Regions from separate parts of the Homo sapiens genome. Here region 1 is linked to region 2. The links are chromatin loops, found by intact Hi-C in ENCODE. Cell type or tissue: IMR-90. All regions are shown on one strand.

Region 1 (2,500 bases), 150 kb after region 2:
GAAGTGAGGGTATTCTACCTAACTCATGCTAAGAGGCCAGAATAACCCTGATATCAAAAGCAGACAAGAATACAACAGAAAAAGAAAAGTTCAGGCCAATATCCCTGATAAATATACACACAAAAATCCTCAATACTAGCAAATGAAATCCAACAATACATCAAAAAGATAATATACCATGATCAAGTGGAATTTATCCAATGAATGCAGGAATGGTTCAACATACACAAATCAATAAATGTGATATATCACATCAACTATAAAGGACAAAACCCACATGATAATCTGAATAGATGCAGAAAAAAATTTGATAAAATTCAACATCTCAATTAAAAACTCTCAATAAACTAGGTATAGAAGGAAAGTACCTCAACACAATAAAGGCCATATATGACAAACCCACAGCTAACATCATACAGAAAAGGTGAAAGCTTTGCCTCTGAGAACTAGAAGACAAGGATGCCCACTCTCATCACTCTTACTCAACACAGTACTGGAAGTCTTAGCCATGGTAATCAGACAAGAGAAAGTAATAAATGGCATTAAAATTGGAAAGGAGAAAGTCAAATTGTTTCTGTTTGCAGAAAACATGATCTTATAGAGAGAAAAGCCTAAAGACTACCAAAAAAAAACCTCTCAGAACTGATAAACAAATTTAGTAAAGTTGCAGAATACAAAATCAACATACAAAAATCAGTAAGTGGTGTTTCTATAAATAATGAACTAGTTGAAAAAGAAATCAAGAAGACAATCTCATTTACAATAGCAATCCCCCCGCCAAAATTACCTAGGAATAAATTTAACCAAGGAGGTGAAAGATCTCTAAAAGAAAAACTACAAAACACTGATGAAAGAAATTGAAGAGGATACAGACAAAGGCAAAGTTATTTCATGCTCATGGATTGGAAGAATTAATATTGTTAAAATGACTATACTACCCAAAGCAATCTACAGATTCAATGCAATCTCTATCAAAATACCAATAACATTCTTCACAGCAATAGAAAAAAATCTTAAAAATCTGCATGGAACCACAAAAGACCCTGAAGAGACAAGCGATCCTAAGCAAAAAGAACAAAGCTGGAGGCATCACACTACCAGACTTCAAAATATACCACAAAGCTGTAGTAATGTACTACAATGCTGTTTTTATGATACTGACATAAAAACAAACACACAGACCAATGGAACAGAATAGAGAACCCAGAAATTAATCCATGTATCTAGAGCCAACTGATCTTTTTTTTTTTTTCCGAGGCAGAGTCTCACTCTATAACCCAGCTGGAGTGCAGTGATGCAATCTTGAGTCACTGCAACCTGTGCCTCCCAGGCTCAAGTGAGCCTCCCACCTCAGTCTCCTGAGTAGTTGGGATTACAGGCACACGCCACCACACTCAGATAATTTTTGTAGAGACGGGGTTTCACCATGTTGCCCAGGCTGGCCTCAAACTCCAATCTGCCCACCTCAGCCTCCCAAAATGCTGGGATCACAGATGTGAACCCAGCCAAGCCTACTCATTTTTAACAGAGGTGCCAAGAATACTCACTGGGGGAAGACAGTCTCTTCAATAAATGGTGTTGGGAAACTGAATATGCACATGCATAAGAATGAACCTGGACACCCATCTATCACCCTAAGGAAAAAATCAACTCAAAATGATTCAAAGACCTAAATGTAAAACCCAAAACCATAAAAGTACCAGGCAAAAACAAGGAAAACACTTCAGGATGTTGATCTGGGAAAAGATTTTATGAGTCAGACCTCACAAGCACAGGCAACAAAAGCAAAAAGAAACGAATGAGATTACAACAAACTAAAAAGCTTCTGCACAGCAAAGGAAACAGTCAATAGAGTGAAAAGACAATCTATAGGAGAAAATATTTGCAAACTGTTTATCCAACAGAGGATTAATATGCAAAATATGTAAGGAACTCAAAATATCTCAATGGCAAAAATCATAATAATAATTGGATGGAAAAATGGGCAAATGAGCTAGGCATGGTGGCATGCACCTATAGTCCCAGCTACTCAGGCTGAGGTGGGAGGATTACTTAAGCCTGGATAACATAGTGAGACTCTATTTCCAAAAAAAAAAAAAAAAAAAAAGATACACAAAATATGTGAAAGACAGACAAATGATCTGACCAGACATTTCTCAAAAAATGACACACAAATGCGCCAACAAATATATACAAATTGCTCAGCATTACTAATCGTCAGGGAACTGCAAATCCAAATCACAATGAGGTATCATCTCATTCCACTTAGAATGGCTATCATCAAAAACACAAAATAAATGCTTGTGAGGATGTTGTGAAACAGGAACTCTTATACACAGATGGTGGAAATGTAAACTAGTACAGCCACTATGGAGAGCAGTATGGGGGTTCCCCAAAAAACTATAACTAGAGCTACCATATGATCCAGCAATCCCCCTACTGGGCACTTATCCAAAGGAAAGAAAATCAGTATTTTGAAGAGATATCCACACCCACATGT
Region 2 (2,500 bases):
GATCAAAGGTGATTTTATTTCTCTTTGGTGGGTCCTGTTTCCAGGCAGATAAGGGAGCTTCAGAGAAGAGCCTCATTCTGTGCTTTGGGAGGGACAGAGGATTGAGGGACAGGAGTGGGGAGAAGGTTAAAGAGCCCCTGAGGTGTCTTTAGTTCCGCGTGTCAAAGGGCCATTTTTTGAGGTATTGTTTCCTGAGCCTGACATACGGAACAGGATGGCACAATATTTTGAAGATGCCAAGGAATTTTGAAATTACACTATTTTAACCTTGCCATAATTTAATGGAAAGGGGGAACACCAAGTATTTCTTCATTTTTTAAATTAAAAACTTTCTATTGTGGGCAAAATACATATAATGTAAAATTAACCGTCTTTTTTTTTTTTTTTTTTTTTTTTGAGTCAGAGTCTCACTCTTGTAGCCCAGGCTGGAGTGCAGTGGTGCCATCGCAGCTCACTGCAACCTCTGCCTCCCGGGTTCAAGCGATTCTCCTGCCTCAGCCTCCCGAGTAGCTGGGATTACAGTCGTGCACCACCACGCCCAGCTCATTTTTGTTATTTTTAGTAGAGATGAGGTTTCACCATGTTGGCCAGGCTGGTCTCGAACTCCTGACCTCAGGTGATCTGCCTGCCTCGGCCTCCCAAAGTGCTGGGATTACAGTGTTGAGCTACCATCTCTACTATATTTACTCACTTTCAAAAGAACCCTTTTCTGTTTTCCTTCCAGATAAGTTATACCAGCCAAAATATCAACAAAATGGTGAAAAATCTTAATTCCCTGTCTGCAAGAAAAAAAATATTTATTAGTGTTAAAAAAAAAAAAAAAAAGACTGTAGAAATCCAAAAGTCATTTTGAAAGCAACGACCGTTTTAAGGGCCAAAAGAGAAATACGGGCTGTTTCGAGCGTGAATCAAAGTGTCAAAGAACATTTGGAGGCTGCTCGGTAGACATGCACTCTCTCAAGGACAACTGAGATGCATGCCTGACTGAGTCACGGCTGAGCACCCAGCGCTCAGCAGTCAGCTCCAGAGCTGCAGAAAGTAACCCAGTGAGACCCGCGGTGCCGGCTACAGGTCCCTGACAGCTGATACCCAACTTCAATACAAAGATCAATTTGCTGCTAGTCCAGAGAAATTGACCTTCGTGTTCAGACTCATGGGCAGAAAAAGTCAACAGTGATTTAAAAATGAACCCCAAATCAATTATTCTAAGGAATTTAACGCTGGTTCAATGACTGAAAATTGTCATTGCCTGGCTCTGAAATAGAAAGGAAAGGTGAGCCAAAAAATAAATACCGAGTCATTGGTAAGGTTCTGTTGGAGTCAATTAATGGATCCCTAGAGCTGATTAAAGAAAAAAAAATTATTAATGCAACATCTGGAGTTAAGTTATTTAAAAGCTAATACCAGGGCTTATGCCACTGAATTTCCAAGGGACTTGGCAAAGGAGAATTATCTATTTATTTTCTAAATACCACAGATTCCTTTAAATTACCCAACCTCTCTTGCTTCATTCAAACATGTGCAGCTTCAAGTGGGCGTCTACTGCATTAGATTAGATAAGTCACAAGGGCAGAGTCTCTGGACTGCAGGCGTTGCTTTGCAGTTGAGCTGCTCTCTTCACATGGGTACCACCATAATGTATGCTCCAGGGTGAAGAGCAGCAGGAGTAGGGATTTACTCACGGACAGAACAATCAATGTGGCCAACAGAGATGCTTTGTACAGAATTACTAATTAGTGCAGCAAGGTATTAATTATTATAATTTCTAAAAATATTACAATTCCATCTTTAATTTTGTTTAGTTCCATTCAACTTTTAACAGTGATTGTTTCTTGTAAGCAACGTTAGATGTCACAACTAACATGAAAGCAAAACTGTGTCTCATTCTCTGAGCACGCACCAATAACTGGCAGGAGCTGGATGCCTCTTAAACAGAGTGGCAAGCACCAGAAAGTCAGGAAGGTAATCTGATATTTGAATTTCCATTTAGACAATATCCAAAGAAGATAATCCATGTGTGATTAACTGTGACTTTAATAACCCTACAAACCACGCACGCCTCCATTTGATTCATTTTATAGTTACAGTTTTAAAGAAAGGAAAGGCATCAAATCTGTACCCAAAACATCAATTTTAGGGAACTTATTCAAAAAATTTAAAGTGTCTACCAGCTCACTTTTAAACATGTAACTAGGCTGGACGCAGTGGCTCATGCCTGTAATCCCAGCACCTTGGGAGGCTGAAGTGGGCAGATCACTTGAGGTCAGGAGTTCAAGATCAGCCTGGCCACCATGGTGAAACCCCGTCTCTACTAAAAATACAAAAATTAGCCGGGGTGTTGGCCCATGCCTGTAATCCCAGCTTCTCAGGAGGCTGAAGCATAAGAATCGCTTGAACCAGGGAGGCGGAGGTTGCAGTGAGATCGTACCACTGTACTCGGGCCTGCATGACAGTGTGAGACTCTGTCTCAACAAACAAACAAACATGTAATTAAAAACAG

Evidence for each region. Hi-C counts contacts between places; a loop is a spot of excess contacts. Peaks named below come from ENCODE experiments on the same cell type or tissue, not always from the same donor. Only the 100,000 strongest peaks of a DNase experiment are listed, where the experiment ranks them.
Region 1: a loop joins it to region 2, with 2.6 times the contacts of the local background. A loop is called at or near these places in 1 of 110 quality-filtered maps.

The regions. Positions count from the first base shown.
Region 1 is chr17:9,511,228-9,513,727 of GRCh38, forward strand. All of the region lies in intron 4 of STX8 (syntaxin 8), which reads right to left. Among named protein-coding and RNA genes, the nearest start is that of STX8, 63 kb to the right of the region's middle. In IMR-90, no CTCF peak of the experiment used is centred here; a DNase peak (open chromatin) is centred at 1,304.
Region 2 is chr17:9,359,856-9,362,355 of GRCh38, forward strand. All of the region lies in intron 7 of STX8 (syntaxin 8), which reads right to left. Among named protein-coding and RNA genes, the nearest start is that of STX8, 210 kb to the right of the region's middle. In IMR-90, no CTCF peak of the experiment used is centred here; DNase peaks (open chromatin) are centred at 986 and 1,536; H3K27ac peaks cover 428 bases.